Regions from separate parts of the Homo sapiens genome. Here all the other regions are linked to region 3. A link is a contact called in ENCODE Hi-C or POLR2A ChIA-PET data. All regions are on one chromosome and are shown on one strand. The core of a region is the stretch at or near the end of the contact, and the rest is flanking DNA. Distances in the headings are between cores, read along the strand shown. Region 1 has its middle 70 kb from the start of RNU105B. Region 2 overlaps PLCB1 (phospholipase C beta 1). Region 3 overlaps PLCB1 (phospholipase C beta 1).

Evidence for each region. A loop is a pair of places that touch in the nucleus more often than their neighbours do. ChIA-PET counts read pairs that join two places held with the same protein, here RNA polymerase II (POLR2A). Pooled maps may share reads with other maps.
Region 1: a loop to region 3 is called in a map of ascending aorta, with 4 times the contacts of the local background. The contact joins two enhancer-like sites. A Hi-C loop is called at or near these places in 8 of 168 maps with a recorded cell type or tissue (Right ventricle myocardium inferior, aorta, ascending aorta and 4 more) and 12 of 50 pooled maps. POLR2A ChIA-PET finds 5 or more read pairs at or near these places in 1 of 52 experiments (PC-3).
Region 2: a loop to region 3 is called in a map of endothelial cell of umbilical vein, with 2.2 times the contacts of the local background. The contact joins two enhancer-like sites. A Hi-C loop is called at or near these places in 4 of 168 maps with a recorded cell type or tissue (HCT116, HepG2, endothelial cell of umbilical vein and 1 more) and 2 of 50 pooled maps. POLR2A ChIA-PET finds 5 or more read pairs at or near these places in 1 of 52 experiments (PC-3).

What each region holds. Positions count from the first base shown.
Region 1 is chr20:8,899,627-8,903,565 of GRCh38, forward strand. No RefSeq gene overlaps it. Among named protein-coding and RNA genes, the nearest start is that of RNU105B, 70 kb to the left of the region's middle. Within about 2 kb of position 2,050, at least 8 of the 41 ENCODE cell types and tissues checked have a DNase peak (open chromatin) inside an H3K27ac peak, as active enhancers do; they include ascending aorta, heart left ventricle and heart right ventricle, where a contact is called at or near this core.
Region 2 is chr20:8,810,708-8,814,568 of GRCh38, forward strand. All of the region lies in intron 31 of PLCB1 (phospholipase C beta 1), which reads left to right. Among named protein-coding and RNA genes, the nearest start is that of RNU105B, 19 kb to the right of the region's middle. Within about 2 kb of position 2,289, at least 6 of the 41 ENCODE cell types and tissues checked have a DNase peak (open chromatin) inside an H3K27ac peak, as active enhancers do.
Region 3 is chr20:8,853,303-8,857,143 of GRCh38, forward strand. All of the region lies in intron 31 of PLCB1 (phospholipase C beta 1), which reads left to right. Among named protein-coding and RNA genes, the nearest start is that of RNU105B, 24 kb to the left of the region's middle. Within about 2 kb of position 1,434, at least 15 of the 41 ENCODE cell types and tissues checked have a DNase peak (open chromatin) inside an H3K27ac peak, as active enhancers do; they include ascending aorta, heart left ventricle and heart right ventricle, where a contact is called at or near this core.

The sequences.
Region 1 (3,939 bases), core at 800-3,299, 47 kb after region 3:
TGAGGTGCAGTGACTGTTCAGGAGTCGGGGCATCAGAGTATTCCCTGAAGCATTGTGCAGTGTAACTTTAGAGATGTTCCTAGCTGTCCAACTTTCAGCCTAATTCTTAGACCCTTTCAGAGATTCTGGGAGTCATCTGATGCCCTTCAATAAATGCTTAAATTATGTCTGCAACAGAGAACTCTGACCAATATATGCATATCAAATAAAAAAACAGATTTTGCCCTTAATTTCAAGATTTTTACAAGATCTTCTGAAGATCATGCATGGCTTAGCTCTCAGAATACATAGATGCTCATTTGTTATATTGTCAGTGGAGAGGTGATAGGGAATGATGCTGCATAAGGCTTCTTGGTACAGAAGAATTAACACTGAATAGAGTAAGCAGTCTTGGCCCTAGTCTTGGCTTTGCTACTATTTACCTAGTCATTGCACAGTAAGTGGTGTCTATGTCCCCTGTCCTGAATCTGGGCAGGATTGTGACCATTAGAATAAGGTAGCAGTGGTGCTGTGTGACTTCCAAGGCTAAGTCAAACAAGGCAACAGATACAACTTCTGCCTTGTAGCTTGGGACACCCTGAGCCACCATACAAGAAGCCTGATTACCCAGAGGCCTCTATGCTGTGAGCAAGCCCAGACCATACAGAACAGCCATGTGAGTTGCCCCAGTTGAGAGGCTCAGCTGAGGTGCCAGTTGAAAGCCAGTAACAGCTGCCACATACAACTCTATAACTTCTCATACAGATTGATACATGAGCCCAGGACATCAGGTATTACCCAGGACTGTCTTGGGAAAATTGATGTACGGCCACCCTTTTGAGCATCTACTCTGTGCTAAGCACTTGTGCCTTCCTTTACCTCTGTGAACTCCTTAAAATGGGGTGAGGGTTGTTGAGCTAGTATATATCACAAATCTCAGTGCCACAAGGATAAGGCAAGTAACAAAAACACATGAGACAGCTGAATTTGAGTAACAGAACATGTCAAGGACGTCAGTAAACTGAAAGGCACACACGAAGTCTAGAGGGAACAGATATTCAGCTCCCATATGTATTATCAGAAAGCAATGCAGGCACAATTATCTCCTAATACTCTGATTTTTTTTTTCAAAAGAAGTTAAAAATATACATTTTTCCATTTAAATTTAAAACGTTCTAGACAATTTTTAAGGTAGTCTTTATGGGTTGGAGGATTTCAGTGGACTCTCCAGGCTAATAGTCCAAAATAAATCAATTAATGTAAATACCCCACAACCACTCTTAGGTATCTGCTAATCCTGGCTCTCCAGCAGGCTCACTTTGGGGATAGCTGTTATTTTTGTTAGAGGGGAAACCACTTCTATAAAAAGCCACTCTTTTGTCTCAGAATTCTAGATTGAAGGTAATTAAAGCTCCCCCCCGCCTTTTTTTTTATCTTGTGTGAAGAAGTTTTAAACTATCATGTTTAGTTATATAAATGTCCACCCAGGTGCAGGAAAAAAAATACCAATCATGAACTCTGTGTATTAGTCAGCTATTATTGTAAAAATGTTATGTAGCAAATACCCAAATAACTTACAACAAGCATTAATATCACAGTCATAGATTTTGGGGCTGGCTAATCTAGGCTGGGCTCAGTTGGATGGCTCTGCCTTACACTGTGAGGCAGCTAACTATGGCTTACATTCAGGTCTTCTCCCTCTGTGTTTCTTCTGAGATTCAGGGAGAAATAGCAGCATCTATCCAGCAGCAACTCTCCTCACAGCAGATCACCAGAATGCAAGAGCTAAGCCTAATTGAACAAGTTCAGCTAAGGTCTCTGTTTGCCTCACATCTGCTAATATATCACTGACCAAAGTTAAGTCACAAAGCCAAGCACACCCTCAAAGGGCCCAGAAGGACACTCCACCAACAATAGAAAGGGGAAAGAAGTGAATGCTTACTGAAACTAACCCAAACTCTCATATCCTACGTGTCTTTTTGAAAAGCTGGGTTCTTTTCTAAATCATCCCCGAACAACCTCTCTCTCAGGCCTCACTGGCTCCCCATGGAGCTGCTGGACTCTGGGACGTCACCCCAAGTGGATTTTGGCCTGCTGTGAGCGAAACACGTGGTGGGTGGAAGCAAATGCCGAAGACTTGGAACTCTCAGGACAAGTGCTCTAAATTAGGAACAAAGCATTCCATGAACTACGTCAAAACTTTAAAAATAAGCCTTTCTCCATGCACAGCTAATGACCTTGCTGAACACATTTAAAAATGTCTCATTTAAGATGTTTAAGTAATTACTCAGGAGGAGTGACCATAAGGTTTTTCCATCCCATCTGTGCCCTGCCTCTAAGCCCTCTCTTTCCCTTCATTGCCACGGGTCCTGGTTCCCTTGCAGGCTGTTCTCATGTAAGACAGCAACCTAATGTAAGAAATCTACAAATCAATCGTGCCTTTGGGTGGCTTCTTTGCTAAGAATATTGTTTTATTTACTCTGTTCTTTTCATGCCTTCTAAGGAGAAAGAAGACAACTACTGTCACAGAGAGTATTTCTTTAAGGCTGAGCCATAGGGGACCAGAGGATAGAGAATACCTACAATGGTCTCTGATCACAAACTCCTTTAAAATATTATTTTTTAAAAGAACCATGAAACAAGGTGAACATGCTGCAAATTCAAGCCTGAGTAAATAAAAAACCCCACATAACACCTGATGTTTTGTAGGAGATGCAAAAACCAGGGTGCATAGAAAACCTAGAAGTATATATTAGTCGGAAGTAGACTGAGATAGTAGGATAGACTGACCCAGGCTCTCAAGTTTCTTATTTACTGTGTAACTCAAGATAATTGGGCTACCTCATGGTCAATCTTGGTACGTGGTTACATTCCGAAGAAACACAAGTGTCTCATCAAACAAACCAACCAAGAAATATGAAAATCTTCCATGAAGACTCAAAGAGATGTCAAAGATAGAGGCAAATTGTATTGCATAACACATCACACTCCTCTTCCCTAGCTTCTTGAAGTCCTACATCTCACAGCAACGATTTAATCAGATTTATTAATTTCAATTATTCCCATTTGTTTCTCCACAAATTTTTTTTTCTTTTTTTTTTTTTAAAAAAAAGACCTGGGGCCAAGCATAACGGCTAATGCCTGTAAACCCAACAATTTGGGAGGCCAAGGCAGAAGGATTGCTTGAGGCCAGGAATTTGAGACTAGCCTGGGCAACACAGCAAGACCTTATCTCTACCAAAAATAAAATACTTAGCTGGGCATGTTGGTGCATGACTCCTAGGTACTTAGGAGGCTGAGGGAGGATGATCACTTGAGACCAGGAAGTAGAGGCCACAGTGAGCTATGATTGCACCACTGCACTTTAGCCTGAGCAACAGAGGAAGACCCCTGTCTCAAAAAAAAAAAAAAAAAAAAAAAAAAAAAGGAAAAAAACAGCAACCTGGGACCTAAACAGATACACAAAGGATGCACTGGAAGGTAGAGAGTCAGTGAATATGTATCAGTAGAATGTATGCCTTGGTCACACTTGCTAGGGTCAATTTCCATACCTCAGACAAGCATTTGCTCTCATGTTGGGTCCAGAGCTCCCCTGGTTGGACATTGTATTCAAAGCCACGCTCCAGTTTAAAAAATAGAATTGAGGCCTAAAGGCTTTGGTTCTAACCCCAGTCCCATCACTTAACTAGCTGTTTGCACTTGGACAAGTTACTTTGTTTTTATGAACCTATTTCTTCAACTATAAAACAGGAATTTTAAAAAATCCTACCTCAAGGTATCATCATCAGGATTAAATGATATCATGGAAATGAAACCTGGACACAAGTGGGGACTCAACAAGGCTGTGTGAATTCTGCACAACAGTGAGGTTTAGAAAGTGCTTTGATCACCTAGATACGCCATTTTTCAAATTTCTCTTTTATTTATATTCATCCCCTAAAATTATATTAAGGCTTCCTT
Region 2 (3,861 bases), core at 1,039-3,538, 42 kb before region 3:
AATCCCAGCACTTTGGGAGGGCGAGTCAGGCAGATGACTTGAGCCCAAGAGTTTGAGACCAGCCTGGGCAACATGGCAAAACCCTATCTCTACAAAAAATACAAAAATTAGCTAGCTGTGGTGGTGCATGCTTGTAGTCCCAGCTACTTGGGGGGCTGAGAGATGGGAGGATTGCTTGAACCTGCGAGGTCAAGGCCGCAGTGAGCCAAGATCGCACTACTGCACTCTGGCCTCTGGCCTGGACAACAGATTGAGACCCTGTCTCAAAAATAAATAAATAAATAGTCTGGAAGGATAGAAAAAGCAAGTGAGAAACAAAAAAGGGACCACCTATGAGGTAGGAGGAAAACCAAGAGTGTCAAACAAACCCAGAGGAAAAGCAGTGCATGAGTATGAAGGGCATGATCCCCAGTGTCTAAAGTTGGTGAATGCTACAGGAGAGTCTTCTTTGGTTTTAGTATCCAGGAGGTCATTATTGGCCTTGATCTTAATGAGGAATCAGCCAAAAGGTGGGGAAGGGAACCAGGTAAGAGTGGATTAAACAGGAGACCAGGAACAGGAGACAGCTTATCTAACACTCATTTGGAGGTTTAGACTCGAAGGGAAGCAGGGATCTGGTCTAGTAATGGAGGAAATAGGAGGGAAAATCCATTTGAGAAGAGATTAATGAATCCTTCTAATTCATGGTTCGGTCTAGTTTATCATGAAACACTAAATCAAATGAAAGAGTTGCTTCTATAGCCCTGTGCACTTCCATCAGCAGATTTTATATTGAGTTGTGCAGATCAACCCCATTGCCAAGGAAGAACAAGAAAAAGATATTTCACCTACATTAATGGTTGGCAGAGTGGTTTTTCCCTCTGATAAATTAATATTCAATGGAGGAACAATATGTTAATGAGTATACAGCATATATTATTCAGAACAATAACAATAAAGGATTTCTGTAGACCTTGTTTAAATGTTAGGTTTTCTTTTGCTGTTGAGTACATGAACAGCAATACTTACACAACTTACATCATGATCGTCAGAGCCGATACAGAAAGCCACAGGCCTGCCTGGCTGCTACACTGAGGTGTCTACAGACCAAGAGGCTTCACATGTGCCTTTCTGTAATTAGTATTTACTCAGCCTCCTATAGCAGGGAAAATATTTTGCACATAATAAACTCATATATTTCCTTACCCATTAAGGGGTAATGTACTTAAGCACATTTTCCTGTAGGATTTTTACCAGCAAGGTCGAGTCATAGCTCCAGGAGAGGAAAGAATGGGACTCACTAGAAGAGAAGATCCTCATTAGCAAGTGAAAAATTTTGTAAAACAGGGATTACAAGAGAGGAAGGTATTTTTTTTTCAAATTTTTCAAATTCCTTTAACTTCTTCTAACATGGAAGTCAGATCTGGGGGGCTAGAGCCTTGCTTGCTATATACCCAAAGATGACAGAACTCAGGATAAGACATAGAAAAAGAGAAAAGCCTGCCCCCTTCTTCCTCAGGCCTTGGAATCGTTGGAAGAAGAAGGGGAGAGAGAGAATAGAGCAGGAAATGAGACTTTGTATGTACCTCTCTGACTTCTACCCTCCAGGCGAAAATCCGGAAGATTCTGGAGCAGGCTCATGACACCTCATATCTTGTGTGTCTTAGAAGGGACACGAAAGCTCTTGCATGTCCTGGTGATGGGAAATGGTGGTGTGAGCGGGGGCTGGTGTGAGCGGGGGCTGGTGTGAGCGGGGGCTGGTGAAAGCTGGGACAAGACAAAGAGGCTCCCTCTGGTGTTGACTTCATAACTGAAGTCCGCTGGACTCAAGTAATGAGTGGACTTGGCCAGACTCTACCGGGGCATCTCGCCCCAAATGGCCAGCAGTCTTGTGTCCATGGAGAAATCTAGACCAACCATTTCACAGCACAGACCTATGAGGATGCAGAGAGCAGCCTGGCAGGTCTAAGTCTGTGCCTTTCTCCCCCTTGGAAGACACACTGATTTCCTGAATAGATTTACCCACCATTTGGGAGAGCTGAAAATGGGAAGGACAACTTTACAAGCTTCAACTTTACCCAAAGAGACTGACTCATGCAAAAAAACGTGTAAAACCAATCCTATGGGGAGTGAAATGTTGAAGAAACCATAAGGAAATTGTCTATTTCCTTTAACAGTTAGAAGGACTAGGGCAGCTTCCCTTCCTGTCATGGGAAGTGTGGCTCCTACGCCCTCTGGGAGAGTGGTTTGAGAAGTGTTTCCGCTGTGACTTAAATTATAGCCATTTCCCGAGCAGGCAGCCCAGGGACTGTGGTAGGCAGTGCCAGCTACTCGGAGTCAATTGAAAGGGAATTGGTCGCCTGGGAGGTTTCTAACCTGATTTCAGGTTTCCTGGACACCGCGTCCTCTCCTGACCCAACACCTGCTGTGACAGATAGATGTTTGTAATGAGGTGAATAACAAACAGTCTCATGAACATTAGGTCACATGGAACAAAAGGCACACTGGCTTAGGTGGAGCCTGCATTTTCCTGTTTTTCTAATACATTTCTCTACCAAGTCTACTCACTCGCGGAAAGCTTTGGCAAGATTTTTAGGCAAAGCCTTTAAACTCACATTTTTTTGAAGAAAAAAATGTTTGCTATTTCATGGCTGAAAGAGAGACTCAATTCTGCTGTTACATTCAGAAATCTGTTTTTTTGTTTTTAAATGTCTGTTTCATACTTAAAATCTCAGAATATCTTACTGAGACCAGCTCTAAAGTAAACTATTTCACCACACTCAAAGAAGACCCAACCATCATAATAAAAGGGGCAGAAAGAAACATTGGGAGGTGATGGATTTGTTGTAAAAATGAATGAGGGCCAGGCACGGTGGCTCACACCTATAATCCCAGCACTTTGGGAGCCTGAAGTGGGAGGATCACTTGAGCCAAGGAAATCGAAATCAGCCTGGGCAAGATAGTGAGACCCTATCTCTAAAAAAATTTTAAAAAATTAGCTGGGCATGGTAACACATGCCTGTAGTCCCAGCTACTGAGGAGGCTGAGGCGGGAGGATCACTTGAGCCCAGGAATTGCAGGCTGCAGTGAATTATGATCACACCACTGCACAGCCAGGGCAACAGAGCAAGATTCTGTTTTAAATAAATAAATAAATATTAATGAATAAAATCAAATATTCCTAATAGACAAACTGGCTTTTGACTTTTCTGGTGGTATTTCAATTGATTTTTCCTGTAGCGGAATTCATAGGTGAATGCCTGCCACAGCAAGGGTCCAGTGTGAATGAAGCTTTCTATGTGATTTGTAGGTTTTTCCTCTGCCCTGATGTGACTACCAGAAGTGGGGTTCAGCTGGGAGTTTTAGAAATGACTTTTTCTTTTTATTTAAATTTTGTGCCTAATTATATTCTTAGATGTATTGGTCAGAGCTTTATCATGATCATTCGTATATCTACAGTCCCTCAGTATTTAAGTCTTATTAGCAAAAGTAAATGTGAAAAAGGTATTGTGTGAGATTTTACAACAGCCCAAGATGAAGAGTATAGATGTGTGTGGTGTTTGTCGATGGCATTATGCTTCTATCCTTGTTCTGACAGGATTCTGGCCTTTTGGAACATTCTGTCTAAGGATTGAAGCTAATTTAGTTGAGAAACCTAAATATTACATTTCGAGAATGAATTTAACACCTAGATTTCCAATCTTGAAATTACAATAGTCACTCACTTATCAAAGAGTAGAGTAGAAAATAGTTCTTTCCTTTTAACATCTTTTCTCTCTTAAAATTGGAGGACAGGGATTTATAAGTAGTGTTCCATCTATCCATCCATCCATTTATCCATCCATCCATCCATTCTTTCATCCACCTATCCACCTATGGTAT
Region 3 (3,841 bases), core at 184-2,683:
TGAAATTACCACTTGTGTCAAGATACAGAACATTATCAACACCCCAGAAACTTCCCTCGTGCTCCAACCCAGTCAGTACTACCTCCATCCGGAAGTAACAGCTATTCTGATGTCAGTCAACACAGAGATTAGTTTTTCTGTTTTGCAACTTTATATAAACAGTCATACAGTCTATAGTTCTTTGCATCTGGCTTCTTTTTTTGTTGTTGTAGATAGCTGTAGTCGGGTTTTTAAAAATTGCTATAAAGTATGTGAATACACCACACTTCATTTACCCATTCCACTGTTGATGGACATTTAGGTTGTTTCCAGCTTTTGCCTATTACATGTGGTGCTTCTATGAACACTTGTACTGGGGGAAAAAAAATGCCAGGGTTAAGGGTAACTGCCTCTAAATTGCAACTTCAGTTCAAGCAAAGAAAAGAGAACATTTCCCTAGAAAGATTCTCTTACTTTTGTGTGAGTCTCCTAAATGATGACACTCAGAATAAGACGCTTTCTTCTCCTTCCACAGTCCCCTGTGCTGAGGCATTTTATGTGATTGTGTGTGTAAGCTTCAAAGCGTTATTCAACAAAGAAGCGCTGTTCTCCCAAGCTCTAACCATTTACTCGTAATGGGCATATGGTATTTCGAGTGCTGTACTTTACTATTTCACCACTAGAGGGCAAGAGGAGCCCCACAATGCTTGACATTGCCAGATCTGCAGTCAAAATGATTAATCATGAGGCAAAAACAAGAAGCCAGAGGGAAAAAAGGAAGAGCTCACAAAGGCAAAATAAACATCCATAAACTTAAACTTTCCTGGGTAGGGAAGATCTGAAAAATGTCACCCATGAGCCACTTTCTAACACTCGTTCCATCTTTCTTTTTCCAGTGTGCAAAACTCAATTGCACAGTCCTCAGTTGCTGAAACTACCACCCAACAGGGTGGGACTAGATCAGGCAGACAGATCTCAGAGGGCATTTTTTTTTAGCACTGCCTAGAGCCTTGGTTATTAGGAAGCCGAGAATCTTGCAGAGGTCCCAGGCCTCAGGGGCTCTGAACAAGCAACAGAGAGTTCTGTGATTTCTTCTTCATTCTAAGTAATATTTCTTCCAATAACACCATGGTGTTTACTAAAATCAAGGCACTAATGAGTAAGGCTACCAGCCCCAACACCTCTCCTTTTTCTCCTCTTCTCCCGGGTCCAGGCCCTTCTACCTGCCACAAACTTAATCAAGATTACAGAATGGAGATGTGTTGTTTTTTGCAAGGGGAGGGGAGTAGGGAAATTAATTACGAAGCCAAGTTGCTGTTAAACTATTTATAATAAATTTCTACTGGAAAAGGACCTTTGGCTGACAATCGTTTTCTTCTGCCTCGGCATGACCAAATACAGTAAGAATTCAAAAGGAAAACTGAAAAGCGAGGAAGAGCCCACAGCTGGAGCAGTCTGTTTTCACGTCTCCACGCTGGCGAACGACAAACTCGGCAAGGAGCCTCCTGTGTATTTCCTGTCCTCGTTATCTCAGTTCTTGCTCTGAAGGGCTAAGAAGCCTTCACCGTTAGCCAAGACTCCTTCGTGCTTCAGCTTAATTTTCCTTGCATAATTTTAAATACAGATCATGTCTACAGTACAGCAATTAATGGATAGCCTAAAGACTTATTATTTCAAACTAATTGATATGTAGGAAAAGTTTAAATAACATAACGGAGAGGGGAAATTTTAAACGATGTATGCACAATGAATTTAAAATTTCTCTCTGTTGCAGATGGTAGCAAAAACATATGATTAATAGGGGGATGTGATCAAAATGTAGAACTGACTTGGAAATCTTTCTCTTTTTGATATTCTTGAGCATATGATTGGAAGGAAGAAAGATTCAGACATTTCAGAAATGGGGTAAGGGGTGCAGGGGAGAGCAGATTCTTCCCCCCCCACTCACTCCCACCAATTCTAGGGAGTTATCTCACAAGATAAAAGAACACCTGAGTATATTTTGAGTTGTGCTGTTAGGTCAGAAATAAGAAATGGGAGAAGAATGCCATTATTTCCATTCTAACTCTTTGGTCAAATCCCCCTCTTGAGATAAACTTGAGAGAGAAGTCTACAAAGACCAAGTTCACCCAGCTGCAGCAGAACCTGTTCCAAGTCACCAGCACTCCCAGACCCAGGATTCCCTCCAAATTCTAAGAAATGTGCTGTGATGAATCACCTCACTGACACACAAAAAAACAAAAATCTTTCTAATTTCCCCATTCACATTCCAGCAAGTTTAATAGGAAAGTTTAGAAAACTCATCTGAAGAAAGAATACTCTTCAAATGGGAGAGAGCAGGAACATTTTGTTCTAAGAAGGGATTGAGACCTAATGATGCCAGACAACATTTTAAATATCAGAACACAGCATTTGTAAGAAAATAGAATCTGCTTCAACCATAAACCATAAGGGGGGAAAACTACCTTTAAAATGTATTTTCTTCATATCAAATTCATGTCATAAGAATATCTGAATGACTTCTGGCCAAGTCACTTAAATTTTGTGGTCTTCAGTCTTTTTGGTCTTCTCAGATGTAAAATTTGCCACAGACTGGTTATTTTTTAGAACCCTTTCTTCCCTTCTGTTCTCCTACTTTATTTAGGTAGCTCTACACACACATTTTGAAAATTGGATGAACAACCTCCTTCTCATTGGTCCATGCAAGACCATATTACTGTATTTATAATATAATACACACCCATATACACCACAAAAACTACAATACTGGTTTCTCCCCCTCTGGTACCCTGGCCTTTCATTCTCCACCCTCTGCCCTTCAAGGTAACAATGAATCTGAAACGTGTGCATGTATATATTCCTGTTTTTTATATTTACATGGTTATAGATATACATGTGCATATATATCATGCATATGTATTCCTATAACACTTTATTTTTTTATCTTAGTTGTTTTAACTTCATAAAAATGGTATCATATGGAGTATCATATTGAAATATGATAATGTAAGTTAAAGGACCATACTGAACCTATACTGTATAAAATTTGGGGGAGCCTACAATTTTTCACTTAAAAATATGTTGCTTACTTTGGGAGGCTGAGGCTGGTGAATCACTTGAGGCCAGGAGTTCGAGACCAGCCTGGCCAACATGATAAAACCCTGTCTATACTAAAAATACAAAAATTAGCTGGGCGTGGGGGCACACGCCTGTAGTTCCCAGCTACTGGGGAGGCTGAGGCATGAGAATTGCTTCAGCCAGGGAGGTGGAGTTTACAGTGAGCCGAGATCACACCACTGCACTCCAGCCTGGGCAACAGAGCAAGACTGTGTCTCAAAAAAATAAATAAATAAAAAGAGCCAGACACAAAAAAGTATATACATTATTATTCAGTGTATATGAAGAGTTAGAAAATATGCTATCTTGGGTAGGGGACAGGATGGCTAGTGATTGGAAGGTGGCAGGTAGAGGTCTTATGGAGTGCTGGTATTGATCTGAGTGCTGGTTAAATGGGTGTGTTCACTTTGTGGAAGAAAATCCTAAGTCCATGAATTTGTTGTATCAGTTAGCTATTGCTGTATAACAAATTCCACCACAAAACTCAGGGGCCTAAAACAATAAGCATTTATTATTATCCACAAGCTGGTGAGCTGGGAAGTTCTCCTGGTCTTAGTTGTTCTCACTTATGTGTCTGGAGTCAACTGAGCATGAGGTGGACAGCTCTGCTGGTGATACTGGTTGGACCCGCTTTCATGTTTGAGGGTCACTTGGATGTAGGTTGGTCTAATATGGCCTCTGCTAGAACGACCGGATCTCTCCACTTAGTCTCTAATCTGTGAACAGACACGCCCAGGCTTGTTCA